2 separate regions of the Homo sapiens genome follow, and region 2 is linked to region 1. The links are chromatin contacts, found by Hi-C or POLR2A ChIA-PET in ENCODE. All regions are on one chromosome and are shown on one strand. The core of a region is the stretch at or near the end of the contact, and the rest is flanking DNA. Distances in the headings are between cores, read along the strand shown.

Evidence for each region. A loop is a pair of places that touch in the nucleus more often than their neighbours do. ChIA-PET counts read pairs that join two places held with the same protein, here RNA polymerase II (POLR2A). Pooled maps may share reads with other maps.
Region 2: a loop to region 1 is called in a map of aorta, with 2.3 times the contacts of the local background. The contact joins two enhancer-like sites. A Hi-C loop is called at or near these places in 1 of 168 maps with a recorded cell type or tissue (aorta) and 4 of 50 pooled maps. POLR2A ChIA-PET finds 5 or more read pairs at or near these places in 1 of 52 experiments (MCF 10A).

The regions. Positions count from the first base shown.
Region 1 is chr3:37,598,040-37,600,792 of GRCh38, forward strand. The region is part of intron 15 of ITGA9 (integrin subunit alpha 9); the gene reads left to right. Among named protein-coding and RNA genes, the nearest start is that of ITGA9, 150 kb to the left of the region's middle. Within about 2 kb of position 1,317, at least 2 of the 41 ENCODE cell types and tissues checked have a DNase peak (open chromatin) inside an H3K27ac peak, as active enhancers do.
Region 2 is chr3:37,644,605-37,647,357 of GRCh38, forward strand. The region is part of intron 16 of ITGA9 (integrin subunit alpha 9); the gene reads left to right. Among named protein-coding and RNA genes, the nearest start is that of ITGA9, 190 kb to the left of the region's middle. Within about 2 kb of position 1,372, at least 6 of the 41 ENCODE cell types and tissues checked have a DNase peak (open chromatin) inside an H3K27ac peak, as active enhancers do.

The DNA of each region.
Region 1 (2,753 bases), core at 67-2,566:
TCATGTGATCTTCGGTGATTTATTTTACACTTTGTGGCTTAATGTCTTTATCTGTAAAATGGGGCTAGGAAAATTTATCTCACTGGGTAGTCAGGATTACATAAGAGTAATAACATCTCATTCCCACTATACCATCCTGAGAGGGTAAATAATTCTGCCTATGACGCAGGTATAGAAATAAAAAAGACTATGAAAAGATTAAAAAGAGCTCAAATGAAGGGAAGATAATTCTAGGCAGAAGAAAGAGCATGTTCAAAGGCTGTGTGAGTGAAGAGGTGGGAGAGTGTGCTGAAAGGTGGGCAGAAGCCTCTCTGCCCTGGGGGAGGGGATGGTGCCAGGGAGCTCTAATTGTATTTTGCTGGCACTGGGGAGCCATGGAAATTTCTGTAGGAAGGGAGAGATTTATTTTATTCCACAAACATTTATTTGGCACCTATGATGTGCAAGGTATTCTTTAAGATGCTTGGGAGACAGTAGTGATTAATCAATGTCCAGTGGGAGAGTCAGGGGGGTCAGGAAGATCTTGGCACAGAATGAGGTCAGAGTGAGAGAGGTCAAGATTGGCTGGCCAGGGGTATTAGCCCTGAGATACACTGCTGCTCTATGGGATTTTGCCCCTCATTCACAAGCAGAGGGCCTACCCTTAGGCCCCAAGTGTGTCAAGCCCCCTCTGCTTACAAAACTTTATTTTTCACAACCAAAGGTGGTTCATAATGGTGGGCTGAGGAGGAAGCAACTGAAGTAGGGGAAGCTCAGAAGTCTCTGAGGGTCCTTCCCACCAGGAATCTCCCCACTTGAACCTAAGGCTGGGACACTTTGGCATGTGTGTTTTAAAGGATCCGTGGGTTTGTGGGGAGGGCTGCACCAGTGACCAGTTAAGCCCAGTGGGTGATGCCTTTCCTTTGTTACTTTTCATGCAGACATCTGGAAAGAATTTGTCAAGAATTATAATAAAGAATACCACGGAATGAAAGCAAATGTGGTGAGAAGCAGAGTTGCCTTAAGACTGAGAAGCCAGCAGGAATGGCTGCTGCTAAGAACCTCATTCTTATAGGAAGGATTCAGTTCTTTCCCTGAGCAACAGAAGTGCATAGGTGCACGGCATAGTGTGTCAGTTAGCATTTGCTGAGTAACAAACCTTCCTCAAATTTAATGGCTTAACACAACAGCCATTTATTATTGTGTATAAGTCTCTGGGTTAGCTGGATAGTTCTGCTGATCTGGGTGGGGCGTGGCTGATTTTGGCTGGGCTCACTCATGTGTTAGGGTTCAGCTTGCAGGCTGGCTGGAGGCTGGCTCAGTCAGATGTTTTAGAGTTGGCTGAGGTGACAGTGTGGCTGGGCCAATGCCTATCATCATCCAGCAGGCTGGCCTGGGCTTGTTTACATGGTTAGGAGGTTCTACAAGTGAGAGTGGAAGTAGGCAAGGCCTTTTGAGGCATGGGCTTCAGAAGTGGCATGATGTCATTTCTTACACATTCTCTTGGCCAAAGTAAGTTCAAGGGATGGGAAAATAGCCTCTTCCTGATGATGGGAGGAGCTACTGTATCATCTTTTCATGACACATATGTAGGGACAGGTAGAACATTGTGGTCATATGCAGTGGACTGAGCCCATGGGCTTTGGAGTCCCATGGGGCTCTCAAGCCATGATTCTTTACTTAACCTTCGTCTATAAAATGAAAACACTGATAGAATCTATCTCACAAGATCATTTTGAGGTAAATGCACATGTACCTAATGCATAGTAAATTCTCAGTAGAAAATAACATTTTATGTATTTTGCATGTTTCTCATAAACTGATTGTGCATTCTAATTATTTAGTTTGGAAAATGTAGTCTCTGTAGGTTTACCCTTCCCTGAGGCAGTAGGGGAGATCATCACCTCTGTAATGGTATAATATGAACTCAGGAGTTGAGATTCGTAAAGCAGTAAGGAATGCATAGTCAGCTATACTGGAAATTTGGGAAAGGGAAATGGACTATGTGGGAAAGCGGGACTCTTATCCTTGCAGAAGTCACTATGAAATGAGGCTTTCAGTAAACAGAAGATGGGCATTTCATCCTTTCTCATTACTGAGCCTTCCTCAAGACCTCCTTAACATCCTAACATTATAAATACAATAATTTTAGAAATTACTTAGTCAATAAAAAATAAGCACTTATTGTATACGAGACTCTGTTCTAGGAGCCAGAGATACAGAGGAATAAGGAATTAAGGTATTTCTCCCATATTCAAGGACTTCAGTTTCATTACCTGTCCAGAAAACTATGAGAACCACCCATCACCTCTGGTTATAGATTCTTAAGTGGGATGTCAAGCCCCTTCCCTAATGATCTCAGTTTAACCTGCTGTCCTATTCCTCTGTGGCCTATTCCTGTGCTACACTCGAGCCAAGGTGGCCTCTTCCCTAGCCCCACACATACTCTTTGTTTTTCCATTCTTCCAAGCAGGCCCGGAGAAGGAATGGGCTCCACGATGCAGGGCCCGCGGTAGAGAACAGCCAGGCAGAGCAGGGGGCCTGGCTGGATGTGGCCACCATCTGCAGGGGTTCAGCATTGAGATATGACACTGTCACCTCCATCTCAAGAAGCCCTTACGGATGCCTCCCTTCCCTTCATGACTCACTGTGATCTACAACTCCTCAGAGCCAGCCTTAAAGTGGTCTGTGGATCAGTCTCATCTCCCCACTGGAGCTCCATGGGCAGAAAGCACTCTTTCTCTTCTGCCTACAACATCCTCCTCCCATCGGTA
Region 2 (2,753 bases), core at 122-2,621, 47 kb after region 1:
TTGGGCAGAGGGGATAATTCTGCAAACTGCAGAGCCATGGAGTAAAAAAAACACCCAAGATAGCAGAACTTGTCATTTCTAGTTTTTCCACAGGACCATAAAGCAAAATTGGTGCCGGGTTTGTATTTAAAGGGAAACCAAGAGGGTTTTTTTATCCTTCCATGGTTTCAAAATCTGGAAGGACAATTTGTACAGACCCTGAGATAGAAGGATTCCTCAGCTTTAATTTCATGAACGATTTGCCTTTCATTGATTCTTGAGGATATGAATGTTTTAGAAAGCAACAGTGTATGCCTTGATTTTAAGAGGCAATGAGCCTTTTCCTTCCTTCGTTTAGGCATGGGGCTGAATGGAGCTGAAATTCCTGCACTCTTATAACGTGCCACATGAAGGGCAGTTTTGGATTCTGGGAAAACAGCCCATTGAAACAGAATTGGGAGGGAGAAACCTCTTACACTCAGGTCATGGTATTTATATGAATACAAAAAAAAATTTAAATACTGTGCTAGGTGCTGGGGGTTATAAACATGAATTACATGATTAGGGCCTCTGGAAACTTGTGTGGGGCTATAGAAGGAACACCAGTTCAGAAATGTCACTCCTGTCATCCAGACAGGATGCTTCACCATAGGGGCAGAGACCTTCTGCTAAGTCATACCGCATATCAAGAAATATATTGCTAGGCCAGGCACGGTGGCTCACGCGTGTAATCCCAGCAGTTTGGGAGGCTGAGACGGGCAGATCACTTGAGATCAGGAATTAGAGACCAGCCTGGCAACACGGGGAAACCCCATCTCTACTAAAAACACAAAAATTAGCGGGGCATGGTGGTACGTGCCTGTAATCCTAGCTACTCAGGAGGCTGAGGCACGAGACTTGAACCCAGGAGGTAGAGGTTGCAGTTAGCCAAGATCGTGCCACTGCACTCCAGCTTGGGCGACAGAACAAGACTCATCTCAAAAAAAAAATGCATTGATCAAATCAGCTTAAAAATAGCCTTCTTGTTTGCTCTTCTTGGTGTGGGATTATTCAGTCCAATTCTTCTACTTTTTTTAGGCCTCAGCATGGGATTTGGTTGTCATATCAACCCTATAAACAGTGTTGAATCCATGTCAATAATTGTATTTTTTAAAAGCAAATATCACCAAGTCCAAGAAACTGATCCTCCTCTGAACATGATAGCTGGACTAGGCTAAGAATCCTATTTCCTGTTAGATCAGAAGTGAAGATTTTCTGGTACAGATTTGGGTGGGAGAAATGAGCTACCCTTCCCAAGGCCTTAGCACCTAGATGACATCCTCTCTGAAGTCACCCTCAGCCAGGAGCGGACACTGAGCTGCTATTTCTGAATCACATGTCCCCAAAGCTGCCCTGGCCTTGGTGACCATGGCACTGTAAGAGAAGCACAGCCAGCCCCAGCGTCCTTACTCTGACTCAGAGGAAAATGCAACTTGAGCTGGATTCATTGAAATCTTTTTTTTCCTGGCCTGAAGGAAATGAAGAAACATAGCCAAATATTCTAAAACAGGATTCAACAAACAGCCCATAGGCCAAATCCACCACTGCCTGTTTTTGTAAATAAAGTTTTATTGGAACACATCTATGCCCATTCCCTTATGTATTATCTATGGCTGCTTTTGCTCTACAACAGCAGAGTTGAGTAGTGTGACTGAGACCATATAGCCTACAAGCCCAAAACATATACTGTCTCACCCTTTTCAGAAAAAGTTGCCAGCCTTGTTCTAAAAGAAGTAGAGTAAGGATTTAGTGAGAAGCTGGAGAAAATATTTTCAAAGACAACTGTATTCTCCAGGGAAACCTGAGATGAAGACCAAGGTGAGGAAGGAGCCAGCAGAGAAATCGAGTCCATGAGGCTGAGGAGGCCACTGGATGTCCAGTCTTCAGCTCTCTGAAGCCTGAGACAGGAAACAGTTGTCTCCCGAGAGAAAGGTTTGAACCTCCTTTAACTAGGGAGGAATAAGAGATGATGGCTTCTTAGATCTGTTTACATTTGCTGGAAAAACTTCTTCCAGGGAAATAACTAGACAGGGCTTTGGCCAACTAGCAGGTGAAGTCTGGAGGGAGGTGGAAGAGACTGCTTCCAAGCTGGGTTCCGATTTGTCTGATTGAAGCAGCCAAGCTTGTGTTTGCCAGAGGACTTAGGAGGATGTGGATAAAATCAGGCTGAGGCCTTTTTTTAAAGGCCCAAGCTGGAGCTATTGGGATTGTTCCCTCAGAGGAAAATCAGGAGTTTGGGCCATTGGCTTCATGGAGAACCTGTACTTTGTACCAAGGAGAAGTCATTTCTACTTGGTTTTTGAAACTGCATTGTCATCTAGTATTCCAAGGCTTTAGTCTGTCCACCCTCCTGCTCCAGAGAGATGCCTTTCAGTTCCTTAGGAAACAAATTGGCCATTTGCCCAAAGAGACTAATCCAGGACTAGAACACAGGCACTGAGTTTCAACCTCAGGCTCCCCAGTGCGTGACTCAGGTCTCTTGATTCCATGGTGTATTGTTTTTTTACCTATTAAACAATTGCATTCCTAGCCTATGGAAGGTCTTACCTAAGCCAAGACTTTGGCAGGGATTGGATTGTGCAGCCCATTTTTGTTAATAGCATTGCCCAAGTTAGGGAAGGCCATTAGGTTGGCTGAGTATTCTGGTATTCTATTGCTGCATAACAAACTCTGAAATTTAGTAGCTTAAAATAACATTTATTTTGTTCATGAATTTGATTTCATTGTTTTTTAAT